Linked DNA regions of Homo sapiens: regions 1, 3 and 4 are each linked to region 2. A link is a loop called in an ENCODE intact Hi-C map of the cell type or tissue named here. Cell type or tissue: CD4-positive, alpha-beta T cell. All regions are shown on one strand. Each heading gives the region's core, and the rest is flanking DNA. Links, peaks and the distances in the headings are about the cores only.

Region 1 (7,712 bases), core at 2,018-6,017, 180 kb before region 2:
CTGTCTCTAGCTGCAGGAACTCACTACCCACACTGTGGCCCCAGCCCCAGCTCAGCCTTCGCTCAGCCCCCTGGTGACTTTTCCTCCAGGCTCCTGGGGGAGCTGGGCACTGGTGGAGAACCACCGTCCTGGTCCTAAGTGAGTTCACAGCCTCCTGATGCCTTGGAACAGGTCAAGTCCTTCCATCTGGTGAGACGGACTGTGCAGCCTCCTGACAGGCACCATTTCAGGCGGGCTTTGATCGACAGCAGGATTTAGTGGCAGAGGAGAAACTGAGTCCTGGTGCCCAGTGGGGTTTGCGGCCGGGTCCAACCCAGGTGGCCCTGGCCTTGTTGTGGTCTCCAATGGGGCTAGCCACCAGATGTGTAGCCCTACAGGTACAACCACCAGATGCACTGCCGGGACGGGGTCCCCGTGGAGTCAGCCCTATGGCATTGATTGAAATGCCCCCCTGCCAATTAGGAGTTTTAAAGAAATGTATAATGATCCCTAATTGGCACCCTCATTAGTTGCCAATTAAACACTTAAGCATTTCTTACAAGTTTAACACATTAATAAGGCAGCTCATTACATGGTAACGAGATTTATTTCTCATATTTATTATATTGTTTCACCACTACTGACAGCAGAGTTATTTTTTAAAAACATGGTTTCTTACTGATTACATACAGTCCCCTCCCTACCCTGCCTCGACCAACAGCTGTTCCTGCCAGTGCCCTGAGCCTTGCGTCCTGGTGGGCCAGGAGCCAGTGTCCTGGGTCCTCCCTGATTCTTTTGGTCCAGCCTCCCAGAGGTGAGTCAAGCAGGGCACCTTCTTCCCAAAGTCTGGAAGGGCCAGAGCTGGGCTGTGCAACACAGCACAAACCCGGAGGGCTTCAGGGCCAAGAGCCCTGGAGAACCTCTGTGCATTTAGCCAACCTCTGCATTCCAGGAGCACCTGGGTGGGGTGGGGGATGGGCTTCCTGCTTTCAGCACCCTGGTAGAGCCCAGTCTCAGGACAGGCACCACACTAGGGGCTGACACTGAGGGCAGGAGCACAGCAGCCAGGGGAGGACAAGGAGGTCCTTTGAGACTGTCCCCTCAAAGGGGGCAGGAGGAGGGTTGCAGATGGTGGGAACTGGGCTGAGACCAGGAACCTGGGAAAGGTTAGGGAGTCTACAGGATGGGTGGCCAACAGAAGCAGACCCTCAAAAGCAGTGGTGGGGACCAGGCACAGCAGTTCACGCCTGTAATCCCAGCACTTTGGGAGGCCGAGGTGGGCAGATCACTTAAGGTCAGGAGTTCGAGACCAGCCTCGCCAACATGGTGAAACCCTATCTCTACTAAAAATATGAAAAAATTAGCAGGGCGTGGTGGCACATGCCTGTGGTCGCAGCTACTCGAGAGGCTGAGGCATAAGTATAGCTTGAACCTGGGAGGCAGAGGTTGCAGTAAGCCAAGATCACGCCACTGCACTCCAGCCTGGGTGACAGAGCGAGACTCTGCCTCAAAAAAAAAAAAAAAAAAAAAAAAGCAGTGGTGAGGATCTGACCTCCTGACCTCCATCCAGAGGACAATGGGGAGCCACAGAGTGTTTTGAACAGGGAGAGATGTGACCAGATCTCTGGGTCAGAAAAATCAAGTGAAGGGTGGACTGGAAAGGGCCAAGGGAATAAACACAACCTCCCCATCCTGCCTGCTAAACTCCTGGGGGACTCCATTGTCCAGATCCAACTGGACGCCAGAGGGCAGAGCCAGACGAATGCCACCTGTGCAGCTCAGCTTCCTGGGAGATGGGGCCAAGAGGCCTTGGGGACATTGGCAGTGTTTGGGAACACTTACCCTTCTTCCTTTTAAAAAACATGAGGTCACCATCCAATACATATACTATACCTTGTCCTTATGGCCCTACGTGTGGCTCTGCCTCCCCCTTATTGGTTCCAGTAATTGCAGAGTATATATGGTGAGGAAGCTCCCTATCCACTCAGCCAGGCTTCCTGGAGTAGGCTGTTTCCAATCGATTACTCTTAGAAACATCATGCAGTGAACACCTTGGGCATAATTTCACATGCGTGTCAGTTTGTAAAATAAATTCCTAGAAGTGGGCAGTGCTAGGTCAAATAGTCTATGCATTTTTAATTTTGATAGATATTGCCAAATTGCTTTCATGAAGGCTGCACAGATTACATTCCAATGAGCAACTCTAAGTTTCTGATTTTCCCCATGGTCACCAGCAAGTGCATCAATCTTTCATGGCTTTGCCTATATAATTTGCATCTCTCTTAAAGAAATGAGGGTAAGCATGGGTTCAGTGGTTGAGACTTTTGGATTTCCTTTTGTGTGAACTGTATGTTCATCTTGTTTGCCCCATTTCTCAATGGGATTCTTGGTCCTCTCCTTATCAATTTATAAGGACCCTTTATATATTATGAAATTTGCATTTTTTTCCTTAACTTGTTGTTTGTCTTTAAACTTTTATTTATTTATTTATTTTGAGATGGAATCTAGCTCTGTTGCCTATGCTGGAGTGCAATGGCATGATCTCGGCTCACTGCAACCTCTGCTTCCCAGGTTCAAGCGATTCTCTTGCTTCAGCCTCCCGAGTAGCTGGGATTACAAGCACTCGCCACCACACCCAGCTAATTTTTGTATTTTTAGTAGAGATGGGGTTTCACTGTGTTGGCCAGGCTGGTCTCGAACTCCTGATCTTGTGTTCCACCCGCCTCGGCCTCCTAAAGTGCTAGGATTACAAGTGTGAGCCACCGCGCCTGGCTATTACTTTTTTCCGTGTAGAAATGTTTGGTTTTTGTGGAGTCAGGTGTATCCATGTTTTCTCTTACGGCTTTTGTGTTTTTTGTTATATTTAGAAAAGGCTAGACCAAATCAAACCTTTGTTTTTGCCTAGAGATTTTTTCTTCATTCTTTAGTCCCCCTACCTTTGATCCAGCTAGAACTGGTTTTTGTTTTAAGGTGTGAGGTAGGGGTCCAAGTGGATTTCCACCCCCAGATTATCATCCAGTGATTTCAACACCATATTTTCCCAGAGGTTATGCTTGACTGAGTTGTTGAGACTTTAGGAAGTGTATGACAGGGGAAATAGCACATCCTGTTGCCTGGTGGGTGGAAAGGGGCAAACTTTGTCAGGACACCATCCCCAGTAGGACAGGGTGAGCTGGGTGGGATTTACCTCCTGGAGGTTGAGGAAAAGGAGGTAAAGGTCCATGGGAGGAACTGCACTTGACTTTTCCCTTGGATTCCAGGAGCAGTCCATTTTTGTACCCAATTTTAACTTTGCCTGCCACATCACAATTCCTTCAGTAGACTTTGTGACTTTGACATAATCTTTTTTTTTCTTTTCTTTTTTTTTTTTTAGACAGGGTTTCACTTTATCACCCCAGGTTGGAGTGCGGTGGCGCAATCTCGGCTTACTACAGCTTTGACCTCCCCTGCTCAAGCGATACTCCCACCTCAGCCTCCTGAGCAGCTGGAGCTACAGGCATGCAACACCGTGCCTGGCTAATATTTAAAAAATTTATTTGGAGAGATGGGGTCTTGTCATGTTTCCCGGGCTGGTCTCCAACCCGTAGGCTTAAGCAACCCACCTGCCTTGGTCTCCCAAAGTGTTGGGATTACAGGTGTGAGCCACCGTGCCTGGCCCCATGCCATAATCTTGAGCTTGAGGTGTAGAAAGGAACTATATTCCTTCCTGAGGGCCCTCTGCTGGGGGTTCCTGAGCAAGCCTCCCCTCTTCCCCCCACCCCTGCCCCTGCTCTGGAACTAGGGGTGGTGTATTATGACACAAGTAGGTGACAATGGGGTGTGGAGGAGAGCCTCATGGGACTCAATCCAGGTCCTGCAAGAAGAAGACCAGCAGCATTTGTGAGTAAGGCGAGGACAGGGCAGGCAGGGCCCGGCTAGGCCGCACCCACCTCCCAGCTCCACCTTCTCCCTGCCTGCCTCCCAGATCCCACTCTTCCCTCTCTTCCATACACCAAGACCCATTGTGTGTGCCCCTGGATGTCATTTGGGCCCTCTGTTCCCCTTAGTATAGTAGAGGCCAGACAGGCATCCCTGATGCTAGATTGGCCTTGCTAGCATTCTGGAAGGCTATGGTGGGCAAATGTCTGATGGCACCTGGGGAGGCTCTGAACCAAGCTGAGTGAGGGCAAAGGTTGCAGGCCAGGATGCTGACCTGGAGCAAGGAGTGCATATTCTACCTCCCTGTGCCTCTGCTCCCTCAGGAGCATCCTTCCCTCCACTGCCTTCTCCAATTCCTTCTGGGAACTGGAATAGCAGGTGTTTTAGGTGCTTTACGTCTTTCAGCCACCAGGTGGCAGCAGTGCAAGCCCTACTCTGCCTCACTCCATCCCCTCCTTGGAGCTGTGGATTTAACCTCCAAAGAGACTCTGAGGTCCTCCAAAGAGTTGAGGAAAGATGGGGTCATGCCCCCCCACTCCCCCAGGCACAGGAACCCCTTCAATCTCAGAGGAATGAGGGGCCTGTGGCCCTGGCTCCCTTCCTAGCCCCACCCCTGTAGAAGCTGCTGGGGCAGTAGCTGAGCTGGAGGAACAGACTGGATGCTACTAGGGTGAGCCTCAGGGTCTAGGCCCCCTGAGATGCCCACACTGACCAGGCCCACTAATTCTCAGATGTCAACCAGAGAGGACCCTTCCTGGAGCCCAAGGAGGCAGGGAGTGTAGAGGGAGAGAAGAGGAGCCAGGACCTGGCTGGCTCCTCCACTGCCCCTGCCTGGTTACCCACCCAGGGCTCAGCACCAGGGTGGTGGTAAAGGCTCTGGCACTGGCCTCCCATGGGCTGAGCTGAGCTGGGCCCCAGAGCTACCCCCCCCACCACCCCACACACACCTGTGGAGCACACCTCCCCTCCTCCCCACAGAGGGCGGTGTCCAGGAGGGTTTATGGATTCTCCCAACATATTGTGCCCTCCTCTGCCCCATCTTGTCCCCATTCACAACCCCTGCATCAATAAGGCTGCACCAACCTCCTCATAGTCCACTACAGCTCCATACCCCTCTCATTTGTCTCCATCATTGGGGGTGGAGGTGCCCTGACTTGCTAATATCTACATGCACCCCCCTCTGGGTTCCAGCCACAGGGGCCAGCCCAGGCAGGGCTCAAGGAACCTGCTTTCTGGGTGTGCAAGGTCCTTGGGTCCTGGCCATCTGAACCCCCTCTGAGAGCCTAGATCCAAACCCATAAGCCTTTACATGGAGTCCCTCAGAGATGGGCAGCCTGTTGCCCTGGAAACACTCCTCTTGTTTCCTGTCCATGACCAGGGCCTGCCTTATGCTGACCTGAATGACCATGGGGACTCAGGCACTCATGGATGGGTGGGGAAAGCAGCTGGGACCTCGGTTCCTATGCAAGGCTTGGTGAGGTGCCTCCTCTTTGGGGCTCCCCAGTGCTAAGGGGAGATAGATAATAAACAGGTGTGTCAACAAAACAAGGCATTTTCAGGCTCTGGAGGAAACCAACCAGGACTGCATGGGAATAAAAATGGAGGGGGCAGATTCTGATGGCGATCAAGGAGGGAGGGCACCTTCAGCACTGGCTGAGACCTGAATGTCAAGAGTTGCTGGCCATGCAGGGATCTGGGACAGAAGGGTTCCAGATGAGGGGAAAAAAACAGCAAAAGCAAAGGTCCAGAAGATTCTTGGGGAAACAGCAGGAAGCTGATGTGGCAGGAGGGGAGCGGCATGGGCAAGGAAATGCCAGGGCAGAGGGGAGGGCCTGGCCTTACTGCGTGGAGAGGCCAGAAAGGACAGCAGGGGCAGATGTGGGAATGAATGAATGAAGAAATGAACAAGGTCTGGGACCAGGCCTTTCCAGCAGCCTAGTCCTTGCCCTGAGGTCTTTCTTGGTCCACTTGACAAATGGGGAAAACCCACCACTCCTTGCTCTGGCGGAGGCTTGACCCACAGTGCAATTGAGGGCCTGGCAGGGCTCAGCTTTCCAACCTGAGACAGGGCAGAGCCAGCCGACCTCTGCTGATACTCTCAGCCCCTGCGTCAGGGAGGGTGGGGTGGGCGGATGGCCCCCATAGGCTACGGAGAGTTGGGTCCCAGCTGCCCAGGAAGATCCACTGCAAGAGGTCTCCTTGACTCCCTGGCCCAGCCCAGAGCCATCCCTCAGGCCCAAGGCTGCCTTGCCAGGCCCTGACCTCCACCTCAGACAGGAATCATTTATCTCCATCAACTGCTCCCAGCAGCCAGGCCCTCGGCCAGCAGGTGCTGTCTCCATTCCATGAGGTTGACACTGGGCAGCCCTTCCTCCACTCTCAGTCTCATCAGCTGGACTCCCCAGGAGGAGGCCAAATCAGGCAGCCCCTGCACAGTCTGCAGGGGCTTAGAGGAGCGACCCCTTCCCTCCAAGCCCCCAGAAGACCCAGCTTCTAACACATCAGGGTTAATCCACCCCAGACATCTGCGACTGCCCACTGCAGGCCTACCATGTGTTGGGCACTGGGCTCAGCATGGTGAACAAGGCCAGGGTTCCACCCCTACCCACACAGAGCTATATTCTTCTGGCCAGGACGGACTTGGTTCCCCAGGCCCAGCCACATGACCAGTGCAGGCTCGGGGAGCCTCAGGCCTGTCTCAAGCCCAAGGCCCACGGGCCATGGGCCTCCGTGAGAGGCCACTGTCCTGCCCTGGAGGGGGAGAATGGGGGTGTCCCCAAAATCTGCCTCTGAGAATGACAGCATGCCACACAGGCTGGTGTGGGCCTGTCTTTACCTGCCCCAGGTGAGAGGCTACAGGCACCAAGCCGAGTGTGGGAATCTGAGAGACCACATGTGGCCAAGCACGTGTGAGGACACGGCTGCAAAGGACACACGTGCGCAATGGGCCAGGCTCCAGCAGGGCAGGGATAGTCCCTGTTGCCTCCGTGAGCTGACATGCATGTCTGTTGAGGTGTTATCATTCCAGGCTCGTGGAGGATGGGTTGTAACTTGTCTTCTTTGATTGGAGGAGAGCCCTGAGCTCAGGGAATCTGTCTTGTCCCTCCTGACCCTGCCCAGGTCCAGAGGCCTGGGTCTGCTTAGACAGCTCACTGTGCAGTGGAGATGGGTAGGTGTGGGAGGCCTTTCTCCTGGCTCAACAAGGGCACAGCGGTACCCTGAAGCGAGAGCTTCCTCCTCCCTTCTCCCATCTCACTAGGGCAGCCGCCCTTCTTCCTGGGTTTCCACCCACAGGCCCAGGACAGGCCCTTGAGCCCCTAATCCCTGCCCTCCCATCAGTGACTGCGCCTTTCTCCCCAACCTTATCTGTCTCCTGCAGCCATCGTCAACTCCCCTGTGGCCCGGGCTCCCCCTCCCTCCAGCCTCCCCGCAGGTCAGGTTGGTATGTCCTCTCCCCCCTCCCCACCCCCGTCTCCCGGGCTCCTCCGCTCCCTCTTCCTCTCCTCTCTTCACCTTCCTCCTCCTTTCCCTCTCCTCCTCCCCACTCCCAGTCAGCCTGCCCTCCTATCTGCCTGTCTCCCTCTTTTCTTCCTCCCCCTGCTTCCCCTGCTTCTTTCCCTTTCCTGCCTTTCCTTCCTTCATCCTCTCCTCCCCCGTCCTCCCTAGGGGAGAGGAGGGATTTGCAGGGTCGGGGGCAGCCACTGCACTCAGTTACCCCAGGTCAGCCTAAGAGGCCCCAGCACAGAGACCCCTTTGGCTGCTTTCTTCTAAACCGGAATCTAATTGTGATCAAGTGAGGGAGAAACAGCTAATTA
Region 2 (7,712 bases), core at 2,072-6,071:
CACACGGGGGCTCTGGACATGCCTCACCTTCGTGTGTGCACGTATGTGCATGCACCCAGTTTCTCTGTGACTCTCTCTGTAGATGTGTGTATTTGTGAGTCACCATGTACATATGTAAGAGTCTGAGCATAAATGTGGGGGTGGCTCTGTGTGTTAGTGAATGTGGGAAGGTGTGAAAAGACCTATGTGGCCCACATGACCCTGAGGAAGCTCTCTTGAAGGCAGGGACCCTATTCGTTTTTGTCATCTCTGTGTCTGTGGCTCAGAAGAGCTCAATAAATACGTGGAGGGTGAGTGAATGAAGTACCTCACAAATGTGCACGTGCATACTGTGTATACAGGAGAGACTGCAAGTGACTTGGTGTATCTCAAGCACAGTCGTGTGGGTGTCACCCTGGGTGTGTCCAATGTGGCCTCTAGGCACAGAGGTGCAGGCTGTACACTGCACAAAGGCCCTGGGGGCCAAGGAGAGAGTGGGGCCTGAGACCCAGTTCCATGTGCCCTTACCAAGCCATGAGCCCTACCACAGCTTGGGGAAGTGGCACACGTTCAAAAGCCCCACAGTTAGTGCCATATGGGACAATGAAGCGGTCCCTGGTGGCAGAGGTATGAATGAGGGGTCGAGCGAGAGAGAGCTCCACCTATCAGGGTAGAGGGATTGCTCCCAAGACTTCCTAGGCAGCAAGCCCCAAGCAGACCCCCTCACGCCCCACAGCCCCATGTTCTCTGGACCCAGAGCCTGAATGCAGTGAGGGTCTTGAGGGGAGGAGCATTCCAGGCAGAGGGAACAGCCAGTCGGAGGACCCACATGTTCCCACTGACTTTCTGACACCCTCTGTGCTATGATGAAAAAAGCGAGGGTCAGAGAGCGTGAGTGAGTTACCTAACGGCACACAGCCAGGAAGAGGCAGGGTGAGGTCTTAGGCTGACAAAAAGCCAGTGCTTGTACTTGGGTCCCATCTGGTGCCCATGGGAATGCTCTAGGGCATACACGTGGATGAGCAGGCCGCCAGGCATTTCCTGGGGCCTTTCAGGTGCACTATCTGGGTCCAGCTACACCGGAGAGACGGGAGGCTCTGCGGAGCCATGCCCAGGAGAAAGCAGCTGCCCGAATGGAGAAAGTAGACCCTCATTCTTGTGTCAGCTCTGCCCCGACTCAGACCCGAGCAGCCTGCCAGGCATGTAGCAGCTGCAGCCAGGAAGAACCCATGTGCCCCTCCCTGAGGCCCAGGCTTCTCAGTGAATGGCCAAGTGGGCCTGTTGGGAAGCCTTGACCCCATTGCCCTGTCCAGCCCCCCAAGCCCACTCTTCTTGCCCCTCCCCATCCCTAGAGAGTACTGCAAGGACCTGAATGCCTCAGACAACAACACCGAGTTCCTGAAAAACTTTATTGAGCTCATGGAGAAAGTGACTCCAGACTCCAAGCAGTGTGAGTGCCTGGCAGGGCAGCTGGCTCTGGGCAGTGCCCAGGCAGCATGGGGCCAGCCCAGAGGAACCCAGAGGCCGGGCAGGTGTGGAAATAAGCAGGCACAAGCTAAGGGCTGGGCCTGGGCCAGGGCCAGGTCATGGAGGAGGCTCCTGGTGGAGCCTTAAGGGTGGGGGTGAGGGTGGGCAAGGAGCTGCAAGAAGATGCCCCCACCCCCACCCCTCCCCTCCTGTTCCAGGCAACAACTTCCTTCTGCACAACCTGATCTTGGACACGGGCATCACGCAGCAGCTGGTAGAGCGTGTGTGGAGGGACCAGGATCTCAACACGTAGGCATCACCCAGCCTGTGGGGGCAGAAGGCTAGGATGGGCCCAGAGGCCCTGGACCTGCCCAGCAGAAGGCAGGCCTGTGACCCCACCCCCCTGCTACCCCCAGGTACAGCCTACTGGCCGTGTTCGCTGCCACAGACGGTGGCATCACCCGAGTCTTCCCCAACAAGTAAGTGACCTATCCCACTACCCAAACCCTGCCCCTGCCAGGGAACCTGCATCTGTTCTGCCCAGAGGCCTCCTTGCATCTGTGGAGACCACTGTCCCCGACAAGCCACCCCTTACCTACCAGTCTGCCTCTTGGGTGCTCCAGGGCAGCTGAGGACTGGACAGAGAACCCTGAGCCCTTCAATGCCAGCTTCTACCGCCGCAGCCTGGATAACCACGGTTATGTCTTCAAGCCCCCACACCAGGATGGTGAGTGTCCCCGCAGTGTGCCCAGCAGCAGGCAGGGAGCCTCAGCTTCCCTGTCTGCTCAGCCAGAACTGGGCTCTGCTGTCTGAGGCCCCTCTCCAACACAAGGCTGGCTGAGGCCAGGGCAGACGTGAAAAGAGGGATAGACTGTGCCAAACACTGTCCTGAGTGCTGGGTGCTTGGGCTGGAGTCATCCCGGGATTGGACTGCTGGGTTTGTAGGACCCAGCATAGAGTGGTCAGTGTGGCCGCCAGACCCCACTCCTGACTTCCCCACCCAACCCCCAGCCCTGTTAAGGCCGCTGGAGCTGGAGAATGACACTGTGGGCATCCTCGTCAGCACAGCTGTGGAGCTCAGCCTAGGCAGGCGCACACTGAGGCCAGCAGGTGAATGTTTGGGACAGAGGTGGGGAAACAGGCAATGGACAGGGTACTGCCTGGGCAGGTAGCACTGATGGTCCCTTGCTCTCCCCCAAAGTGGTGGGCGTCAAGCTGGACCTAGAGGCTTGGGCTGAGAAGTTCAAGGTGCTAGCCAGCAACCGTACCCACCAAGACCAGCCTCAGAAGGTATTTGGGCAGGGGCGGGGGCAGTAACCCAGCAGTGCCCTTCCTGGAGTCCCCTGGAACCCCCACCAACCCTCCACTCAGTGGCTCCAACACCTACATGGAGGCAGGGCCAGCTGCAGATGGCCTGGGGAACCGGATGTATGAAAGGTGATGGGAGGGAGGAAAACTGGTGGGTGGCTTACGGTCCTCACTCTCTGCCCAGCAGTGCGGCCCCAACAGCCACTGTGAGATGGACTGCGAGGTTAACAATGAGGTGTGTGTGCCCTGAACCTACCCTGGACCCTAGCTTACCCCACTTCCAGACTTCCTAGTCCCAGCCGCGACTCCCAGCACATCCCTTGGCCTGTGGGTCTCAACATCCCCACCCTGACTTCACAGCCTTCCCAGGACTGGGGGAGTGATGCCCCCCAACTCTGAACCACTGGACTGCCTGCGGTGGAAGGTCCGGGGCCCAGCCCCTCTCCATTTTCCTCCCCATTCCCTTCCTCCTAGGACTTACTCTGTGTCCTCATTGATGATGGAGGATTCCTGGTGCTGTCAAACCAGAACCATCAGTGGGACCAGGTGAGGATCAGGAAGAGAGTGAAAGAAGAGAGTAGGGATTTGAGCCTTCTAGGGGTGTAGCACTGCCAGCCCTGTGACCATGGCTTTCTCCTGACATCCTCAGGTGGGCAGGTTCTTCAGTGAGGTGGATGCCAACCTGATGCTGGCACTCTACAATAACTCCTTCTACACCCGCAAGGAGTCCTATGACTATCAGGCAGCCTGTGCCCCTCAGCCCCCTGGCAACCTGGGTGCTGCACCCCGGGGTGTCTTTGTGGTGAGTCCCCAGAGATGCCTGGACTGGAGATGGGGGGGACTGGGAGACCTGCCCACAGATGACCCCCTACCTCTGACATTTGATAAAGCTGGGGGTGACCTAGGGCGAGGGGCAGCAGTGGCAGTCCACGCCCCTCTCTCCACTGCAGCCCACCGTTGCAGATTTCCTTAACCTGGCCTGGTGGACCTCTGCTGCCGCCTGGTGAGTCCTGAGCGGGAGGTGGGTAGAGAAGGTGCTCCCTGGCCGGGAGGGCTCAGAAGAGAAGTAGGGCATGGCATCGTCCTCTGCTGACCACCTGCACTCGGCTCCCCGTGCGCTGCAGGTCCCTGTTCCAGCAGCTTCTCTACGGCCTCATCTACCACAGCTGGTTCCAAGCAGGTAGGTAGGGCTTTGGAGGCGCCTCCTCAAGTCCGGGTCCCCAATCTGAGCTAAGACGACTCCATGGGGAGGGTGGGGTCTACGACTGAGGGAGGCCGGAGACCTTGCCAGGGTCTGTGGGCGGAGCTGAGGCGCTCTGGGCCCTCGCAGACCCCGCGGAGGCCGAGGGGAGCCCCGAGACGCGCGAGAGCAGCTGCGTCATGAAACAGACCCAGTACTACTTCGGCTCGGTAAACGCCTCCTACAACGCCATCATCGACTGCGGAAACTGCTCCAGGTGCTGGCAGTGGGGCGGGACCAGAGGCCAAGGGCGGAACCTGTGAGCGGGGCGAGACGCTCGGGAGGATGGAAGGGGCGGGGCCTCCGAGCGGCCGGGGGCGGGGCCGCAGGATGGGGGTGGGTCAGGGCGGGGCAAACTCAACGCCCCGCCTTTCCGGGCTGCCCGCAGGCTGTTCCACGCGCAGAGACTGACCAACACCAATCTTCTCTTTGTGGTGGCCGAGAAGCCGCTGTGCAGCCAGTGCGAGGCTGGCCGGCTGCTGCAGAAGGAGACGCACTGTATCCTGCCCCCGCCCTCCCCGCCGCCCGCTCCCCCTCTGCCCCGCGCGCCCCCTCCGTGCCGCCGCCGCCGTCCGCCTCCTTGACTCCCCACCCATGCCCAGCGGACGGCCCGGAGCAGTGTGAGCTAGTGCAGAGACCGCGATACCGGAGAGGCCCGCACATCTGCTTCGACTACAACGCGACAGTGAGGAGAGGGGGCGGTGGACCCGAAATCCCGCGGCCTTGCGCCCGCCCAGGCCGACCAGCTCCTTGTCTCTCCCCGCAGGAAGATACCTCAGACTGTGGCCGCGGGGCCTCCTTCCCGCCGTCGCTGGGCGTCCTGGTCTCCCTGCAACTGCTGCTCCTCCTGGGCCTGCCGCCCCGGCCGCAGCCTCAAGTCCTCGTCCACGCCTCTCGCCGCCTCTGAGCACCCTGCCCCACCCCACCTCCACTCCCACCTCACCCGGCCTCTTCGCCTTTCCCACCCTCCTGCCCCACACTCCCCGCCTTAGAGCCTCGTCCCTCCCTCACTGAAGGACCTGAGCTGGCCAGGCCCTGAGAGTCTGGTCTGCGCCTTGGGATGGGGAGTCCCAAAGCGGGACGCCGCAGGTGTTTGGCACCCAAATCACATCTCACCTCCGAACTGTTCAAGTGTCCCCAGACCCTTCTTGCCTGCTGGGCTCCCCCCAGTGGGATGGGACAGGGAGGCCACACGCACTGGTGCCAAAACCAGGCCTCTGCTGCCGCCCTTCCTGGAGGCTGCCTATGTTGGGGGGGACCCTGCCTCAGCTGACCCGGCCTCTCTGCCCCACCCAAGCCCAAACTTGGTTTCTGTGAGAATAGTGGAGGAAGGTGAGATGGCCAGTTTGAAGCCTGTGCCTCCCAGCTTAAATCCTAGCAGGAGAGAGGCTCTGGGGCAGCCCCCATGGGCTCCTGCCCCTTTCAGGCCTACAGCCACATCCCCAAGCCCACCAGGTGTCAGGATAGTCACAGTGATACCAGTTCAGACACTACCCCATATACACCTGGAACATTGAGGATGGAAACTGGACTCACATTCGACATACCCCACTGGGCACACGCACAAACACACACACTATGGGGTGGGGTGGGTGTAGGGGCTTACAAAGCCTTACACAGGGCGAGGGGTTGGTGGGAGGGTTGGCACCTGCACACTCCATCTCCTGCTCACCACCTGCCTCTAATCTGAGCTGCAGCCTGGCTGGTCCTCCCATTTCTAAAGCTGAATGTCAAACAGTGCCAAATGCTGGGGCAGGGGGTGAAGAACCCTCTGTCCCACCCCTAGCCACCAGTGTCCTCCAAGTGCCCCCTCACCTCTCCAGGTGCTCATTGTAACCATTTCTCACTAGTGTCAGGCCCCCAGTGGGACCACATGCCACTGCCTGCACCTTTCGGCAGAGGAACCCCCACCAGACATCACCCTTTGCCTTAGCAGGGGTGACTTTGTCTCTCCTGGCTGGGCCATCCTTCCGCCAATCTGGCCCTTACACACTCAGGCCTGTGCCCACTCCCTATCTCCTTCCCACCCCTACACACACACTCCCTGCTTGCAGGAGGCCAAACTGTCCCTCCCTTGCTGAACACACACACACACACACACACACAGGTGGGGACTGGGCACAGCTCTTCACACCATTCATTCTGGTCATTTCCCCCAAAGGCATCCCAGCCTGGGGGCCAGTGGGGAACTGAGGGCAAGGGGATATAGTGATGGGGCTCAGATGGACTGGGAGGAGGGGGAGGGTGATGCATTAATTAATGGCTTCGTTAATTAATGTCATGTTGCTTGTCGCTTTCTCAGTGTGTGTGTGTGGTCCATGCCCACTGCTGGTGCCAGGGTGGGTGTCCATGTGCACCCGGCCTGGATGCCAGCTGTGTCCTTCGGGGGCGTGCGTGTAACTGTAGTGTAGTCAGGTGCTCAATGGAGAATATAAACATATACAGAAAAATATATATTTTAAGTTTAAAAAACAGAAAAACAGACAAAACAATCCCCATCAGGTAGCTGTCTAACCCCCAGCTGGGTCTAATCCTTCTCATTACCCACCCGACCTGGCTGCCCCTCACCTTGGGCTGGGGGACTGGGGGGCCATTTCCTTTTCTCTGCCCTTTTTTTGTTGTTCTATTTTGTACAGACAAGTTGGAAAAACAACAGCGACAAAAAAGTCAAGAAACTTTGTAAAATATCGTGTGTGTGATTCCTTGTAAAATATTTTCAAATGGTTTATTACAGAAGATCAGTTATTAAATAATGTTCATATTTTCACTTCAAATGGTTCCCATCCACTGTATCAGCTTGGGGGTGAGGACTGGGTAGCTATGAAGACAGTTGGCCAAGACCTCAGAGTCCCACTTAGTGCTCTGCAGGGGGTGAAGACCATGGTAGCCCAGGTCCCTGTCAACCACAGGGCATGGCACTTGCTTCCACCAGTTATAATAGGTGCCAGGCCCTTGACATACATTGTCTCATAACATCTCAAAAAGCTGTCTTTTAAAAACAAGCAAGACAGGCTGGGTGCGGTGGCTCATGCCTGTAATCTAGCATTTTGGGAGGCCGAGGCGGGCAGATCACTTGAGGTCAGGAGTTTGAGACCAGCCTGGCCAACATGGTGAAACCCCGTCTCTACTAAAAATACAAAAAAATTAGCCAGGCATGGTGGCATGCGCCTGTAATCCCAGCTACTTAGGAGGCTGAGGCAGGATAATTGCTTGACCCCAGGAGACGGAGGTTGCAGTGAGCCAAGATTGCGCCACCGCACCCCAGCCTGGATGACCGAGCGAGACTCTTGTCTCAGAAAAAAAAAAAATACAAGCAAAACAAACACCCTCCCAGAGCCTGAAAGCCAGGACCCTGGAGGGAAGAAGACAGATCAGAGATGCTGGTTTAGTGGGGAGGTGGATCTGGCAGTCTGGTCAGACCACCAGGGCCTGACAGGGCCTCTGCCGGGAGCTATGAGTGAGCACCTGGCCAGTGTCCCTACGGCCCAGGAAGCCCTGACCACAAGTGCAGCAACGGCTCCCTCCTGGCCCACAGGAGCTTGAGGCCGCAGCTGCTTAAACTGGAGCCATAGGCCAAACTTCATTTTTGTGAATCCTCTCAAGCTTAGGCCCTAGTTCATTTTCACCCTAGAAGGTGTGACCTTTGCGATCTTCTCATGTGGAGAGAATTATAACCTGTAACCACCAGAGCACAGGTGTCCCTGCCTTCCCACCACAG
Region 3 (6,132 bases), core at 316-4,315, 66 kb after region 2:
CCAGCCTTGGGGTACTTTAGCTTTGGGACATTTTCTTCGTTTTTTTTTTTTTGAGACAGAGTCTCACTCTGTCACCCAGGCTGGAGTGCAGTGGCACGATCTTGGCTCACTGCAAGCTCTGCCTCCCGGGTTCATGCCATTCTCCTGCCTCAGCCTCCGAGTAGCTGGGATACAGGCGCCCGCCACCACACCCAGCTAATTTTTTGTATTTTTTAGTAGAGTCAGGGTTTCACTGTGTTAGCCAGGATGGTCTCAATCTCCTGACCTCGTGATCCATCCGCCTCGGCCTCCCAAAGTGCTGGGATTACAGGCGTGAGCCACCGCGCCCGGCCCCCAACCTTGGGACATTTTCATCCATTCATTCATCCTTTTTTTTTTTTTTTTTTTGAGACGGAGTCTTGCTCTGTCACCCAGGCTGGAGTGCAGGGGCAAGATCTCAGCTCCTGCACCCTCCACCTTCCGGATTCAAGTGATTCTCCTGCCTCAGCCTCCCAAGTAGTTGGGATTACAGGCATGCCATCAACATGTCTGGCTAATTTTTGTATTTTTAGTAGAAATGGGGTTTCACCATGTTGGCCAGGCTGGTCTCGAACTCCTGACTTCAGGTGATCCTCCCACCTCAGCCTCCCAAAGTGCTGGGATTACAGGTATGAGCCACCGCGCCTGGCGCATGGGCACATCCATTGAGTGTGCACTTGGTGCCAAGTTCTGTGCCAGGCACAGGCAATTCAACATTTATTGGAATGATGTAGTCCCTGTCTGCATGGAATTCATAGGCTAGAGGAGGAAGCAGTTTGCCTCTGGTCCCATGGCCAGAGCAGCCCCAGGTGAAGGTTATGAATTATTTGTCCCATCTAATGGTGTTCCAGCAGTCTGCCACATGGTGGGAAGGAGGCCCCACAGAGCTGTGCTGTCTCCTTCCCAGGATGAGCTGGAGCACAGCCTGGGGGAGAGTGCGGCCCAGGGGGCAGCTGGAGTGGTGCTCTGGGTGAGCTGGGAAAATACAAGAACCAAGGTGAGCTTAGGCCTGGCATGAGGGTGGGGGTGGGGGAGGGGTGGGGCCATTAAGCTGACGGGGTAGACCCTGACTTACCCTTTCTACCTGCAAAGTCCTGGCTGACCAGCAGGTGAGTGCCTCAGTGCCCTGGGTGGGTCCATACATGGCCATGGTGTCCCTGACGCTATCCTCCCTTCCCACCTAGGAATCATGTCAGGCCATCAAGGAGTATATGGACACTACACTGGGGCCCTTCATCCTGAACGTGACCAGTGGGGCCCTTCTCTGCAGTCAAGCCCTGTGCTCCGGCCATGGCCGCTGTGTCCGCCGCACCAGCCACCCCAAAGCCCTCCTCCTCCTTAACCCTGCCAGTTTCTCCATCCAGCTCACGCCTGGTGGTGGGCCCCTGAGCCTGCGGGGTGCCCTCTCACTTGAAGATCAGGCACAGATGGCTGTGGAGTTCAAATGTCGATGCTACCCTGGCTGGCAGGCACCGTGGTGTGAGCGGAAGAGCATGTGGTGATTGGCCACACACTGAGTTGCACATATTGAGAACCTAATGCACTCTGGGTCTGGCCAGGGCTTCCTCAAATACATGCACAGTCATACAAGTCATGGTCACAGTAAAGAGTACACTCAGCCACTGTCACAGGCATATTCCCTGCACACACATGCATACTTACAGACTGGAATAGTGGCATAAGGAGTTAGAACCACAGCAGACACCATTCATTCCATGTCCATATGCATCTACTTGGCAAGGTCATAGACAATTCCTCCAGAGACACTGAGCCAGTCTTTGAACTGCAGCAATCACAAAGGCTGACATTCACTGAGTGCCTACTCTTTGCCAATCCCCGTGCTAAGCGTTTTATGTGGACTTATTCATTCCTCACAATGAGGCTATGAGGAAACTGAGTCACTCACATTGAGAGTAAGCACGTTGCCCAAGGTTGCACAGCAAGAAAAGGGAGAAGTTGAGATTCAAACCCAGGCTGTCTAGCTCCGGGGGTACAGCCCTTGCACTCCTACTGAGTTTGTGGTAACCAGCCCTGCACGACCCCTGAATCTGCTGAGAGGCACCAGTCCAGCAAATAAAGCAGTCATGATTTACTTAGCTGTTTACTGAGCGCCTAAAATGTCCAGGCCCCGGTATCCAAAGGGCACAGGAAAGGCTTGTCACTCTCACCAGATCTGACGTCAGTCTAAGGGCGGCTGCTTCCCAGGGTGGGGCCCAAATTTCAAGAGGAAGCCCCACCTGATCGGACCGTTTCCAAGCTGTCCTGGGGCAGGAGGCCGGCGGGAACCGAAGCTAGACTTGTCAGAGCCTGGGGCGGGGCTGGCGGAGGCAGAGCCAGCTGGAGGCGGGGCCTGCGCCTGGCTGAAGTGACGTGCTGGGCTGGGGCAGGGCCTGGAAGAAGCCAAATCGAGGCGGGACCTAAGCTGTGACGCAAGGAGAAGGAGGAGGGGCCTGTATGGGGCCGGGTGGGGAGGAGGCGGACTCAAATGGAGATGGGGTGGGGCTCAGCAGGGGCGGAGCCAGGGTAGAGACTGAGTCGGCGCCTGGCGGGTGTTGTGACGCGCAAACCAGGGGCGGGTTCTAAGCGGCGACGCGCGGGTGCTGGGAGGCCTTAGAACGCCGTGGCGTGCCGCAGGACGCGACGGCTGCAGAACATCCGCCGCACCGCTGGGGGCCAACGTTGTCGGACCGAGGAGTCCGAGGTGGCGACTGAGTGAGATACCCAGCTGTGCGGAGCTAGGACGCGGAACATCCCAGAGGCCAGCATCAACATGTCAGTACCGCACCCTTCCCATTTGCTGCCTGTAGGTCCACCCCGCGCGTGCGGTCCCCAAGTGGCCATGCCACCCTGCACGCCCTCCCCGCGTCAGTCGTTCGTTTCCAGACCATGCCGAGCCACACCTGCCCACAGAGTCGAGCTCTCGAAGTCCTCATTCCCAAAAGCTCCACAGCCTGTGACCCACTAGGAGGGAGGGGGAAACCGAGGCCCGGGAGAGACGGAGAAGCCACTCTCTGAGGACCCCGGAGCCCCGCCCACAGTGGGTGGGGTCGGCACTGAAGGGGTTAAGGCCGCGGGGAAGCCCCGGGCTCAGCCCTAGGGGCGGATCCTGGGGCTTCCTCCCTCTAGACCAAAGGGTGCGGCTGCTGCAGAGGTGGCTGATGCAGGTGAGGGGCTTACAGCCCTGTGAATGGTGTGGGAGGTGAGGGGAGGGGGGTGCCTGTTACTGACCAGTGTTTAATTGGCCTCAAGCTCAGGAGAGGTAAGGGGAGCCAGGAGGCCCCCTCTGGAGCAGGTGAGTAGAAGGAGGGGGCTCAGCTGCCCGCCCACGACTAGAAAACCCCCAGCATAGACCTGCCGGACGGCAGGACCTTGGTTAAGATGGGAAAACAGTAGGGTTTGGGCACAGGAGGTCTGGGCCCCCAACCTGGTGACCGTTGGACACCCTGTGGATATAGGAAGGAAGCTGTGGTCCTTATCTAGGGTGCCTGCGAAACTCAAGCCAGTGGGGAACCAAGCCTGCAGAGGCAATACTGCTGTGTGACTGTGGGCCAGGCCCAGTGCTGGTGCTGCTGGGGCCCCATCTGAGGAGACAGTTGGGTCTATATCCAAAGTGTCCTGAGATGGGCAGAGTTGGGAAGGGGGCCATGGGCTCCAGGTGGGGAAGGCAGTCAAGACAGGCCAAAGCTCAGCCTGATGGGTGCATGAGTGGGGCCCCAGGATCCACTAAGGCAGTGGGCATAGCCCAGGTAGTTGAAAAGGCTGGGAGCTGGAGGAGACTCGGAACATAGGGAGAAGAAAGGGACAGGAAGACTCCCGGGCAGTTTTTCCTATGGAGGGAACCTTGGGTAGGTTTGAGCAGGGGGTATAGTGTCTGCTTTGCATCTTCTATCCCATGCCCTAGTGGTGGACTAGGAGGACTACTGGAAGACAGAAGGCCAGCAAGTAGATTGGGTCGGCTGTTTTATAGACCTGGTGGTTACAGACCCCCTGTGAGGGGAGGTCCTGAGGAGGACAAATTTGTAGCCAGAGCAGGCTGGGGCCAGGACTCCTAGGTTCTGCCCCAGCCTTAAGCAGCTCATCCATCACTCCCAGCCTCCCTCCAATGTGGGGTAGACACCTGGATCTATCTGCCCTGCTCTATAGGGGATGGGTCTCTTCCAGGTCACCTGTGCTATCAGGTGAGTGTGGGACAAAGTGCAGCCCACCACTCCCCAGTTCCAGTATGCATGGTCCCCCCTGCACTCTGTCAGCCCTTCCCTGCTCCAACCCCACCCTCCCTCCTGGCACAGCCCAGCATGGCTGTTATCTACAGGAGGAGAGCCACTGTGGTCTGAAGAGATGCTACTGCCTGGAGACTGGGGTCTTAACCTCCAGCCTGGCACTGAGCCACCTGCAACCTAGCAGCAGGTGACCTTGGCTCCCAGCCTGACTCAGCTGAACCTGGATCCTGTGCATAGGCAAGAGCTGACTCTGAGCCCTGGCCCAGCCAAGCTGACCCCTACACTAGACCCTACACACCGGATGGAGCTGATCCTGAGTACCAGCCCAGCTGAGCTGACTCTGGATCCTGCGTGCCAGCCAAAGCTGCCCCTGGATTCCACATGCCAACCAGAGATGACCTTCAATCCTGGTCCAACTGAGCTTACCCTGGATCCTGAACACCAGCCAGAGGAGACCCCAGCTCCTAGCCTGGCTGAGTTGACCCTGGAGCCTGTGCACCGCCGACCCGAGCTCCTGGATGCTTGTGCTGACCTCATCAATGATCAGTGGCCCCGCAGCCGCACCTCCCGCCTGCACTCCCTGGGCCAGTCCTCAGATGCCTTCCCCCTCTGCCTGATGCTGCTAAGCCCCCACCCCACACTTGAAGCAGCACCCGTTGTGGTGGGCCATGCCCGCCTGTCACGGGTGCTGAACCAGCCCCAGAGCCTCTTAGTGGAGACAGTGGTGGTGGCCCGGGCCCTGAGGGGCCGTGGCTTTGGCCGCCGCCTCATGGAGGGCCTGGAGGTCTTTGCTCGGGCCCGGGGCTTCCGCAAGCTGCATCTCACCACCCATGACCAGGTGCACTTCTATACCCACCTGGGCTACCAGCTGGGTGAGCCTGTGCAGGGCCTGGTCTTCACCAGCAGACGGCTGCCTGCCACCCTGCTTAATGCCTTCCCCACAGCCCCCTCTCCCCGGCCACCCAGGAAGGCCCCAAACCTGACTGCCCAAGCTGCCCCAAGGGGTCCCAAGGGACCTCCATTGCCACCACCCCCTCCCCTACCTGAGTGCCTGACCATCTCACCCCCAGTTCCATCAGGGCCCCCTTCAAAAAGCCTGCTGGAGACACAATATCAAAATGTGAGGGGGCGCCCCATATTCTGGATGGAAAAAGACATCTGAGGCCATCCAGGGCAAGGAACTGTCTTTCTGGTTCAATAGACTGCCCCGACAGTCTACAAGCCTCAGCCCACTGACCATACCTCAGCCCCTAGCCCCTGGGGGGCAGCTTTAACCTGGGCATGTTTCCTGGGTACCAGTGGGGCCAGGAGGTGGCTCTGGCTCAGAGCCGTCAGTGTGGCTGAATAAAGGCTCTCTTGGGTATGGCTGTGACAGTTTATTTGTTGATCCCCCTACCCTCACCTCTCACCTCTTCTGCAGGTCCCTTATCCCTGCAGAAGTCTCCAGATCCACCTTGGCCCTGAGGCCATTGATGGGAGGATGCCTGTCCTTTGCCTTTACCCCCCACCTGGCTCAGGAGACAGGGTGGCTGTTTTCTTCCCCATTCACTCATTACCATTCACTGAGCACCTACTGTGTGTCAAGCCCTGGACGGGACATAGGCAATGGGTAACTAGACAAACAGGCATACAGTAGCAGGATCCATGTGGCACAGGGGAGGTACAGAGGCTTTGGGAACCCAAGTGACTTCACTCCACCTGGGGATCCAGGAGACCTCCCAGGGCAGTGATGTCACAGCAGAGACCTGAGTGCTAGGTAGGAATTAAACCAGGCAGGTGAGGAGGTGGGAGCTGACTGTTCTTGGAAGAGGGAACAAGGTGGGCAGAGGAAAGAAGGGGACTTGTGACAGTTGTGGGAGGACACAGTGGTGTATTGACAAAGACGGAACATGGG
Region 4 (7,712 bases), core at 1,521-5,520, 140 kb before region 2:
TTACAGGCATGAGCCACCATGCCTGGCCCCAAATGACTCTATATGTTAATACTTCCTGTGCCCTCCCATGGCTAAGCACTGCATGAGGCTTGGAAGGGGTGACAAGGACTAGGGAGCCTCAGGGCTCCGCTCGACAAGAGTCCAGAATGGGCTGGGCGTGGTGGCTCATGCCTGTAATCCCAGCACTTTGGGAGGCCAAGGCGGGCGGATCATGAAGTCAGGAGTTCAAGACCATCTTGGCCAAGATGGCGAAACCCCGTCTCTACTGAAAATACAAAAATTAGCTGGGTGCGGTGGCACGTGCCTGTAATCCCAGTTACTGAGGAGGCTGAGGCAGGAGAATCACTTGAACCAGGGAGTTGGAGGTTGCAGTGAGCCGAGATCATGCCATTGCACTTCAGCCTGGCGACAGAGTGAGACACTGTCTCAAAAAAAAGAGGCCAGAGTGCAGGTGTGTTTCTGAACCCAAGGCAGAGGCCACAGCATACTACTGGCCGGGGCAGGAAGCAGGAGGGACAGGACCAAGAGGAGGAGGCCCATCCAGTTGGGGGTGGTAGTACCCCAGGAAGGCTTCCTGGTATAAGTGGTATTAATGGGCTCATAAATATCTTGAGTTCAAATGGTAGAGGTAAAAGAGGGTGTTCCAGGCAGGAGGAACTGCAGGAGTAAAGCCCGAGGCAGGAGTTTTCTCTGAATAAGGAGCTGTCCAGCCTGTTGGTAAAAGGTGAGACTGGGCGCGGGGCAGGCTAGGGTGAAAATCTTGCCACCACAGGCGTCCTGGATGTTCCTGATGGGCTTCCTCTGAAAGGGCCACAAGCTGTGGAGTCAAGGTTGACACCAGCCCCAGTATTCTCCCCACAGCAGGGAAGAGCCAGGGGCCTCCAGGACAGAAAGGACTAGGGTGTGCAGAGATGACCTTCCTGGCTCTGGAAGAATCTAAATAGAGGCTGTGCAAACCCCGGGAGCTGGGGCTTGGGACGGGCCTCGAGTGGCACAACTGAGCCCATGGCCTGCTTGGCACATAGTAGTTTCTCCCTATGGCTCTATCAGTCTCTTCTGACCTGCTGAGCTGACCTCCCATGCAGAACTGGCACCTACCAGGCCCCCTGTCAGGGTAGCTTCACCTGCCCCTGCCACCCTACGTCTTCCAGCACAGGCAACTTGGGCCAGGTGGGCAGCCCCACATTTACCAATGTGCCTGCCATGGAAGTCCCCCTATTCCTTGGGAAGGCTCAAATTTTTCTCCCAAGATCTTAACGTGTGGCTGTAGCCAGCCACCAAGAGGGCTGAGGATGTTGTAAGCCTCAAAAGTTATAATTCGTAAACACTTACCACTTGTTTACTCTTAATTACCCCCCCCCTCCTTATTTGTCTTCCTTTAACGGCCTGTCAACCAAAATCTCCCGCCTTTCCCTTGGTGCCAGCAGCCTCAATTAGATGCACATCTGTGGAGGCTAGAACTGAAATACCCAACTGCCAAAACCCACCCACTGTACCTAGACTGACTTCATGTGCCTGACGGCCTGGGCACTTTGGGGATAGCGTTGCTACCCTGGTGTTGGAGGGCAGGGAGGCTGGCCCTCACATTTCTCAGGCCACTGCAGAGTCTGCCTTGGGAAGGCGCCCACCCCCGACAGGGCACCCAAGAGGAATGATGTCCTTTATGATGGTCCCCTGGGGCCATGGGCACAGGTATTATATGTCCAGCAAACAGGTAAGAGAGGATATCACAGGCCAGCCCTACCTTGGGCATGAGGAAGACAGAGATGCTGGGAACAGGTCTCAGCAGGCAGGGCTGGGAAGGCAGCTGTTGAGCTCACGCTTGTCGACTCCTGAGCAGGACCCCTGCCCCCCTGCCCTCCCATTGTGTCCAGAGGTGGCAGGGGGGCAACTGGCTCAGTGAGGACCCTGCTTGTCCCCCCAAAGAGCTGGACTATCGTCTCCCATAGTCCATCAGGTCCCACCTGTCCACCAGGCCCCTGGCCCCTGCGTTGCCTTCCTCTGATACTTTTTTTGGGGTCTCATGGTTTGGGATCTGCTGGCAAACCTGTCTGGCCCCTGAAGGCTCATTCAGGTCAAGGGAGGAGGACACTTCAAGAAATGAAGGAAACTGTTCCCTGTCAAGCCCTGGTTTGCTGGGATTGGAGAAGCCAAGGCAGGACTAGGCAGCAAGGGAAGGCTGTCCTAGGCCCTATTTCCAGCCCCTACCCCTACCCTTTTCAGTCCAGGGGCTACTATTCCCTTTCAACTGCAAGCCCTCCTTGGGCTGACTTGTGAGTGGGTGATAGGAGAGCCACTGATACCATGAGGTGGGGCATCTGGACATTTCCGAACCATCCTGCCCAGCTGGTTACTATCCCTCATTCCTCGTGATAGGCCAGGTCTGTGGGCAGTTATTGCTGAGGGGGTCCTGCCCTGTGTCAAGTTGGTGGGGAGCATTCTCTCATCCTATCTGCACCAGAGGCAGAGCTGGGTTCCAGGGTAACTTCAGTAGAATCCTAGGGATGGTCTCCCCTCATTGTGAATGCTTCAGTTTACCAAGAGATTCTCCCCATTCTCACTTCATCCTGGAAATGGGAGTGGGCACCCACACAAGCATTCACAAGCGAGGACACTGAGGCTCTGAAAGGGCCACAAGCTGTGGAGTCAAGGTTGACACCAGCCCCAGTCTTCTGCCCACAGCAGGGAAGAGCCAGGGGCCTCCAGGACAGAAAGGACTGGGTTGTGCAGAGATGAGCTTCCTGGCTCTGGAAGAATCTAAACAGAGGCTGTGCAAACTCCGGGAACTGGGGCTTGGGACAGGCCTGCACACAGTGCCTGTTCAGCCCAGGGAAGCGAAGCGAGTGGCTGCAGAGGGCTGCATCCTGCCGTCCCCAGCCCCCCACAACCGTACAGCCGTGCCCAGGTTTCCGCTTAGGGAACCAGGAGGTCCAGGCCCTTTCTGCCAGCAGCCGGGCGTGCAAGCCCCCGACAGAGAGAAATCTTAAAGATAGCTAGAGCCACGGGGGCTGTAAGTTCAGCATGCCTCCTTTTCTGGTCTCCGCTGAAGCTGTCACTCCACCATTAAACCTGTGACTCTAGGCCTTAAGCCTGTTGAAGGTCGAGCCCCCAAAAGGGTCACATATGCTCCTGCCTTGGGCCGCGGGGCCCGGGACTCTTCCCGCGGGTGGGGTGGGGAGGAGCGGCAGGGTCTGAGGTGTGGGGGCGGGGGCGCACCCGGGGCGCTCGGGTAGCAGCTGGGGCGCAGGACGCCCGAGCCAGTAGGGCAGGATTCGGGCTGCGCGGGGACGAGAGGCGCGCGGGCACGGGTGGGCGCGTGGCCGCGGCGGGGGCGCGCGGGGGCGGGCCAGCCCGGGAAGAGAGAGGGAGGGAGGGAGAGAAGAGGGCGGTGCCGGCAGGTTGGCGGCGGCTGCTATTTGAGCGCAGGTCCCGGGCCGGGCGCTCAGAGCGCTTGGAGCCAGCGCTGCAGGGAGATAGCAGCGCGCAGCCCGCAGAGGCGCTGCGGCCCGTGCAGCCCCGGAGGCCCCTCGCGGAGAAGGCGGCGGCGGAGGAGAGGCCGAGTTACCGCCCGCCGCCCGCGCCCCCCCAACCCCGCCGCCGCCGCCGCCGCCGCCACTGCCCCCCCTCCCCGCGGCGCCGCATCTTGAATGGAAACATGGCGGTGCCGGCTCGGACCTGCGGCGCCTCTCGGCCCGGCCCAGCGCGGACTGCGCGCCCCTGGCCCGGCTGCGGCCCCCACCCTGGCCCCGGCACCCGGCGCCCGACGTCCGGGCCCCCGCGCCCGCTGTGGCTGCTGCTGCCGCTTCTACCGCTGCTCGCCGCCCCCGGCGCCTCTGCCTACAGCTTCCCCCAGCAGCACACGTAAGTGGCCTCGGCCGGCCGCGAGACCCCGGCCGAGCCTTGCGCCCCGCTCTGCCCCCGGTCCGCGCTACTCCTTCCCTGCGCTCCGCGCCAGGGCAGAGGCGCTGGGTCCGGCTGCCCGCTGCGCCCGGGGGCGACGGCCCCAAGCCCCGAAGGCTGGCAGCCGCGGTCCCGGCGCTCTGGCTGCGTCGCGAAACTTCCCCGCGGTGCCCCTGCTTCCCCCAAATCCCCCGAATGAGGCAAGGCAAGATCTTCAAGCCCCGGGAGGAGTTGGGGGGGGGCGGTCCGAGCTTGTCAGCTGATTCCCCTGCCGCTGACCCGGTGAGAGGGAAACCCGGGTTGGGTGAGAGGGGCGGCCAGCGACCCCTGTCCGGCGGAGTTGGAGCCGCGCATCTGCCCCACGTTCCCTCCCTGGTGGGAATCCGGCGCTTTACAGCCAGAGGTGAGGGACATCTCCACACCTGCCTTCAAGGGCCTTTTCCTTTAGTGGGGAGCTGTATGCTGATGATGCGAGCACCTTCTTGCTGTGGCCAGTGCCACAGAGGCAGTGTCCCCTGTTCTTGGCCCCCCTCCACCTGAGGAGAGAGTACCCTGGAGAGCCCAGTTGGGAGGTGAAGGCGTTGGGGTCCGGGCAGAAGGTGAATGGTGGGAAGGACCCCTGCCTGCGCCTGCTGCTGCTGCCAACAGAGTAATAGCTTCTCCTGGCTCTGCCAGCCTCCGCAGGTTTTTTGGTCCTTCTGAGCCTTCTCCTCCTCCCCAAGAGCCAGCAAACTCGGGCTGCCTCCTACGGGTGAGCTTAGCCAGATGTGTCTGGGGCTGGGAGTGGATGTTCAGTGCATGTGGCCTTTAGGACGTATCAGTTTCCTGACACTGTGCTTCAGCCCTATGTCAGTGCCCAGACCCCCTTTGGGGCACGGTGACCACCTTGCTTCTGTTATCTGTCTCCGGGTCTGAGGAGCCACCTGTCCCTGGACTCCTTCACCAGTGTCCTGGCCTGGAGACTGGGGCATGAGTCGTCGGGCTGCTGGTGGCCAAGGGGAAGGGTCTGGCCTCGGGGAAAGGGAGAGGCTGGCTCTGCGTCATTTAAACCAGCTCTGCCCAAGGGTAAGAGCCCCTGGTTCTGCCACAAAACCTGCCGACTCCAGTTCGTAGGCTCTCTAAGATGAGGGAAAAACAAACTCAGGAAAACCGCCTCTCTGGGTCTCTCTCTCCGTCTTGTCGTCTCTCTCATTGCACAGCCTGGCTGTGCTCAGGCAGGTGATCAGTTGGCAAATTACAAGTGCCGCACGGACGTGTCCTCTGTCAACCGTCTGGATTTTTCACATGTGTGTTTGGGGGTTGCCCAGGGAGAAAAGAATCGAATGGAAGTTCAGGGCTGGTGGATGCGTTATTGTCTTTCATTTGCCGTGATGGAAATGGACTTCAATCATAGTGCTTAAAAAAAGCAAAAGCATTATTTTTTTGTTGTTCTTTCTTCCTCAAAGCCAAGCACGAGCCAAGCCACAATTATTTTTTTCTTAGCCGTTTCATAGCTCCTTGAGTGAAGGTTTAAGTGGATGTCTCTTTCCACCTCTCCCGACCTCACTCCCTTTCCCTGCAACGTGCAGTTGGTCAGATGGCTTCTGGGCCTGCACGAGTCTCCTCTAGAAGGCCGATGTGAGAACCTGACCAGAGTAGGCACCTATCCCTCTGTCCCCAGCCAGAAGATGGCGAGGCGGGTGTGACGGCAGCGACACACTTCCAGCTGGACGCTGTTGTCGATATAGTTGGAGCTAATTTGGGGGTTTGGGACATGTCTTGCAAACTGTAATTAGAGAATGAGGGTGGGGGTGGGGTGGGGGCTGTGCCGCTCTGAGGGTCCAGGGGGAGGTGACTAATGGTACAACAACACAGAGGGTTTGCTGTGACAGCCAGTGCCCTTCAGCTGCCCTGGTCCCGCAGACGAGGATGCACATTGATCCTTGGAGGGAGGAAGGGGCCCACACATGACCATGGCCAGTGGAATTGGTGCTTTTGTTGAACTGGTAAGAAAGGTTTAGGCTGTTGTTCGGGCCAGAAGGTTCTGTGGGGCTGCTCAGGGATGGGTGACCTCCCAGAACCTTCTGCTGGGTCAGTGTGGCCAGGCTGGGATGACACTTTGATACAGGTGGATTTCCAAGGAGGAGAGTGGAACCCAGCTTCATGGCACTGGAGTGACAACCCCTCAGTGGGGAAGGCCCCTGATGAGCAAGTCATTTTCTCATTAGTGTCTGCCAGTGCACAGGGGCCCAGCTTCACAAGCTGCTGGATTTTAAGCAAGTGTGGGTTTGGGGTCTGCTAGCTATGATTTCTGCAATCGCTCTGGCAGCATGGCTCTCTGCCCACCAGGCAAAATGGACCAAGGCTGCTGCTGGATTGAGAAGGGCAGAGGGGTTACTGCTGAAGGGAGGACAGGGCTTCAGGGTTTTTTTTTGGGCGGGGGGTGGGGGGGTTGGGCTGTCTCACCTTACCTGGACCTGGATCAGAGTTTCAAACAAGGAGGAGGCTACATGTTTGCACACATGTATGCACATGTATGTGCACTTGTCCGGCTGGGTGTGGGGGACCTGAGTCCGAGCACACCTTTCACCTGCCTCCTTTTTCCAGTTATGCCCTCCCCAGCATCAGGCCACCACCGCCGGCTGAGGGGCAGCCCTCACTGCTTTGCCTCCCCTTGTGTCTTTCCCTCCCTCTTCCCCTGTCCCCCTTCTTCAGGTCTTTCATCGAGCTGTACCTATCCTTCCCTGCCCGCCTCTTTTGTCCTCTCTGCTGGGCCTCTGTGCCCTGTTCTCCAGTGCCCCCAGGTTTCTCTGTCCCCTCCTCTGTGGAGTCCTGGCTGAGTGCTGGGTGGAGCACCCGGCTGAGCTGGCCCACCTGACTGCACCCTCTTAGCCCAGCTCTGCTCCAGCGATGGTGTTGGCCAGCGTCTCCCTTCCTCTGAGGGTGGGCAGAAGCAGTGAGGGGCCTGAGGGGTTTGGACCACCAGCAGATTAATGACAACCAGAGTACGTGCTCCTCTCCTGAGTGGACACATGGGGAGCAGTGCCTACAACAGGGCATGCGTCAGTGTAGCTACGGTTAATGGTGGGTGACGTGTGTCTGTCTGGGCCTTCCAGCCCCTGTCTCCATCTCCCTGTGGCTCTCCCTGTTGGAGGGAGGCAGCATCACTCATCTGGGTCCCCCATCTTCCCAAAAACCTGCCTCAGCTTTTGCAGGAGGGAGGGATGAGGCTTCCCAGCCGCTGCTGCTGTCACCGAGATGCAGAGCTGCCAGGTGCTCACAGCCCTCCTGGTGTGGAGGACTTTGGGGGGACCCTTGGCTGCTGTTCCCCTGGACTCCATCTTTATCAGGCACCTCCTTTTGGTCAGCTGTGCCAGGTTAACCCCTGAGAAAGGAGGAAACTCATTTTAGGATGAGTCCCCTCGTAGTCTGCAGGTGAATCTCACTCCAGATTCTTTGTCACACTCATGTCCCCATGGAGAGACTGACTCCAGAGTAAAGCTGGCCTCTAAGTGGACTTCTGCAGAAAGTATCCCCTTCTCCTCCTGCCTGTGTGCAGGTGGGCACTGCCAGCTCCTGGCATCTCAGATGTGTATGGGTGGACACTGCCAGCTCCTGGGAGGATGTAGTTTGGGGACATGCTGGGTGTCAGGTGTAGACTTTGCAGGCTCCATTGGGATGACCTTGCCTTAGTTTCCACAATTGAAATGATAGAATCTGCTTAAGAGGCTGGTGGTGAGAATTAACGGGAGAGGATGCCGCCTCTAGTGGGCAGGGAGGGCTCCGTCAGGTGCCATGGCTGCCACTGTTAACATTAGCATTAAGCCCAGATG

What was found. A loop is a pair of places that touch in the nucleus more often than their neighbours do. Peaks named below come from ENCODE experiments on the same cell type or tissue, not always from the same donor. Only the 100,000 strongest peaks of a DNase experiment are listed, where the experiment ranks them.
Region 1: it touches region 2 in a loop (4-fold over the local background); 41 of 110 quality-filtered maps call a loop at or near these places.
Region 3: it touches region 2 in a loop (13-fold over the local background); 11 of 110 quality-filtered maps call a loop at or near these places.
Region 4: it touches region 2 in a loop (2.3-fold over the local background); 7 of 110 quality-filtered maps call a loop at or near these places.

Annotation. Positions count from the first base shown.
Region 1 is chr3:50,539,221-50,546,932 of GRCh38, reverse strand. It overlaps LOC105377083 (a long non-coding RNA gene), which reads left to right and starts at 7,277. Exons shown (of 3, transcript XR_940833.2): 1 at 7,277-7,335. RefSeq lists an enhancer at 6,803-7,479. In CD4-positive, alpha-beta T cell, for the core only: CTCF peaks have their summits at 4,104 and 4,311 (motif pointing right); a DNase peak (open chromatin) is centred at 4,312; H3K27me3 peaks cover 190 bases.
Region 2 is chr3:50,361,855-50,369,566 of GRCh38, reverse strand. CACNA2D2 (calcium voltage-gated channel auxiliary subunit alpha2delta 2) reads left to right here. Exons shown (of 38, transcript NM_006030.4): 24 at 1,332-1,429; 25 at 1,665-1,755; 26 at 1,863-1,925; 27 at 2,070-2,173; 28 at 2,458-2,556; 29 at 2,648-2,736; 30 at 2,942-2,989; 31 at 3,229-3,300; 32 at 3,404-3,556; 33 at 3,705-3,757; 34 at 3,879-3,934; 35 at 4,085-4,211; 36 at 4,383-4,492; 37 at 4,597-4,679; 1 more. The coding sequence ends at 4,901. It overlaps LOC127898564 (CYB561D2-LOC101928965), which reads right to left. Exons shown (of 5, transcript NR_183066.1): 4 at 3,236-3,270; 5 at 1,370-1,771. LOC101928965 (a long non-coding RNA gene) reads right to left here and starts at 4,204. Exons shown (of 4, transcript NR_183065.1): 1 at 3,852-4,204; 2 at 3,236-3,270; 3 at 2,046-2,130; 4 at 1,370-1,771. RefSeq lists enhancers at 3,834-4,417, 4,418-4,999 and a silencer at 4,321-4,570. In CD4-positive, alpha-beta T cell, for the core only: no CTCF peak of the experiment used is centred there; a DNase peak (open chromatin) is centred at 4,216; H3K4me3 peaks cover 1,896 bases; H3K27ac peaks cover 543 bases.
Region 3 is chr3:50,295,871-50,302,002 of GRCh38, reverse strand. HYAL3 (hyaluronidase 3) reads left to right here and starts at 2,598. Exons shown (of 4, transcript NM_003549.4): 1 at 2,598-2,790. NAA80 (N-alpha-acetyltransferase 80, NatH catalytic subunit) reads left to right here and starts at 2,598. Exons shown (of 2, transcript NM_001200016.2): 1 at 2,598-2,790; 2 at 4,331-5,601. The coding sequence starts at 4,540. The coding sequence ends at 5,400. HYAL1 (hyaluronidase 1) reads left to right here. Exons shown (of 4, transcript NM_033159.4): 3 at 926-1,015; 4 at 1,203-2,110. The coding sequence ends at 1,520. RefSeq lists an enhancer at 2,865-3,004. In CD4-positive, alpha-beta T cell, for the core only: a CTCF peak has its summit at 2,760; DNase peaks (open chromatin) are centred at 1,532, 2,502 and 3,092; H3K4me3 peaks cover 2,379 bases; H3K27ac peaks cover 2,536 bases.
Region 4 is chr3:50,499,367-50,507,078 of GRCh38, reverse strand. It overlaps CACNA2D2 (calcium voltage-gated channel auxiliary subunit alpha2delta 2), which reads left to right and starts at 3,445. Exons shown (of 38, transcript NM_006030.4): 1 at 3,445-3,861. The coding sequence starts at 3,656. RefSeq lists enhancers at 2,317-2,825, 2,826-3,334. In CD4-positive, alpha-beta T cell, for the core only: no CTCF peak of the experiment used is centred there; DNase peaks (open chromatin) are centred at 3,408 and 3,948; H3K4me3 peaks cover 1,046 bases; H3K27me3 peaks cover 917 bases.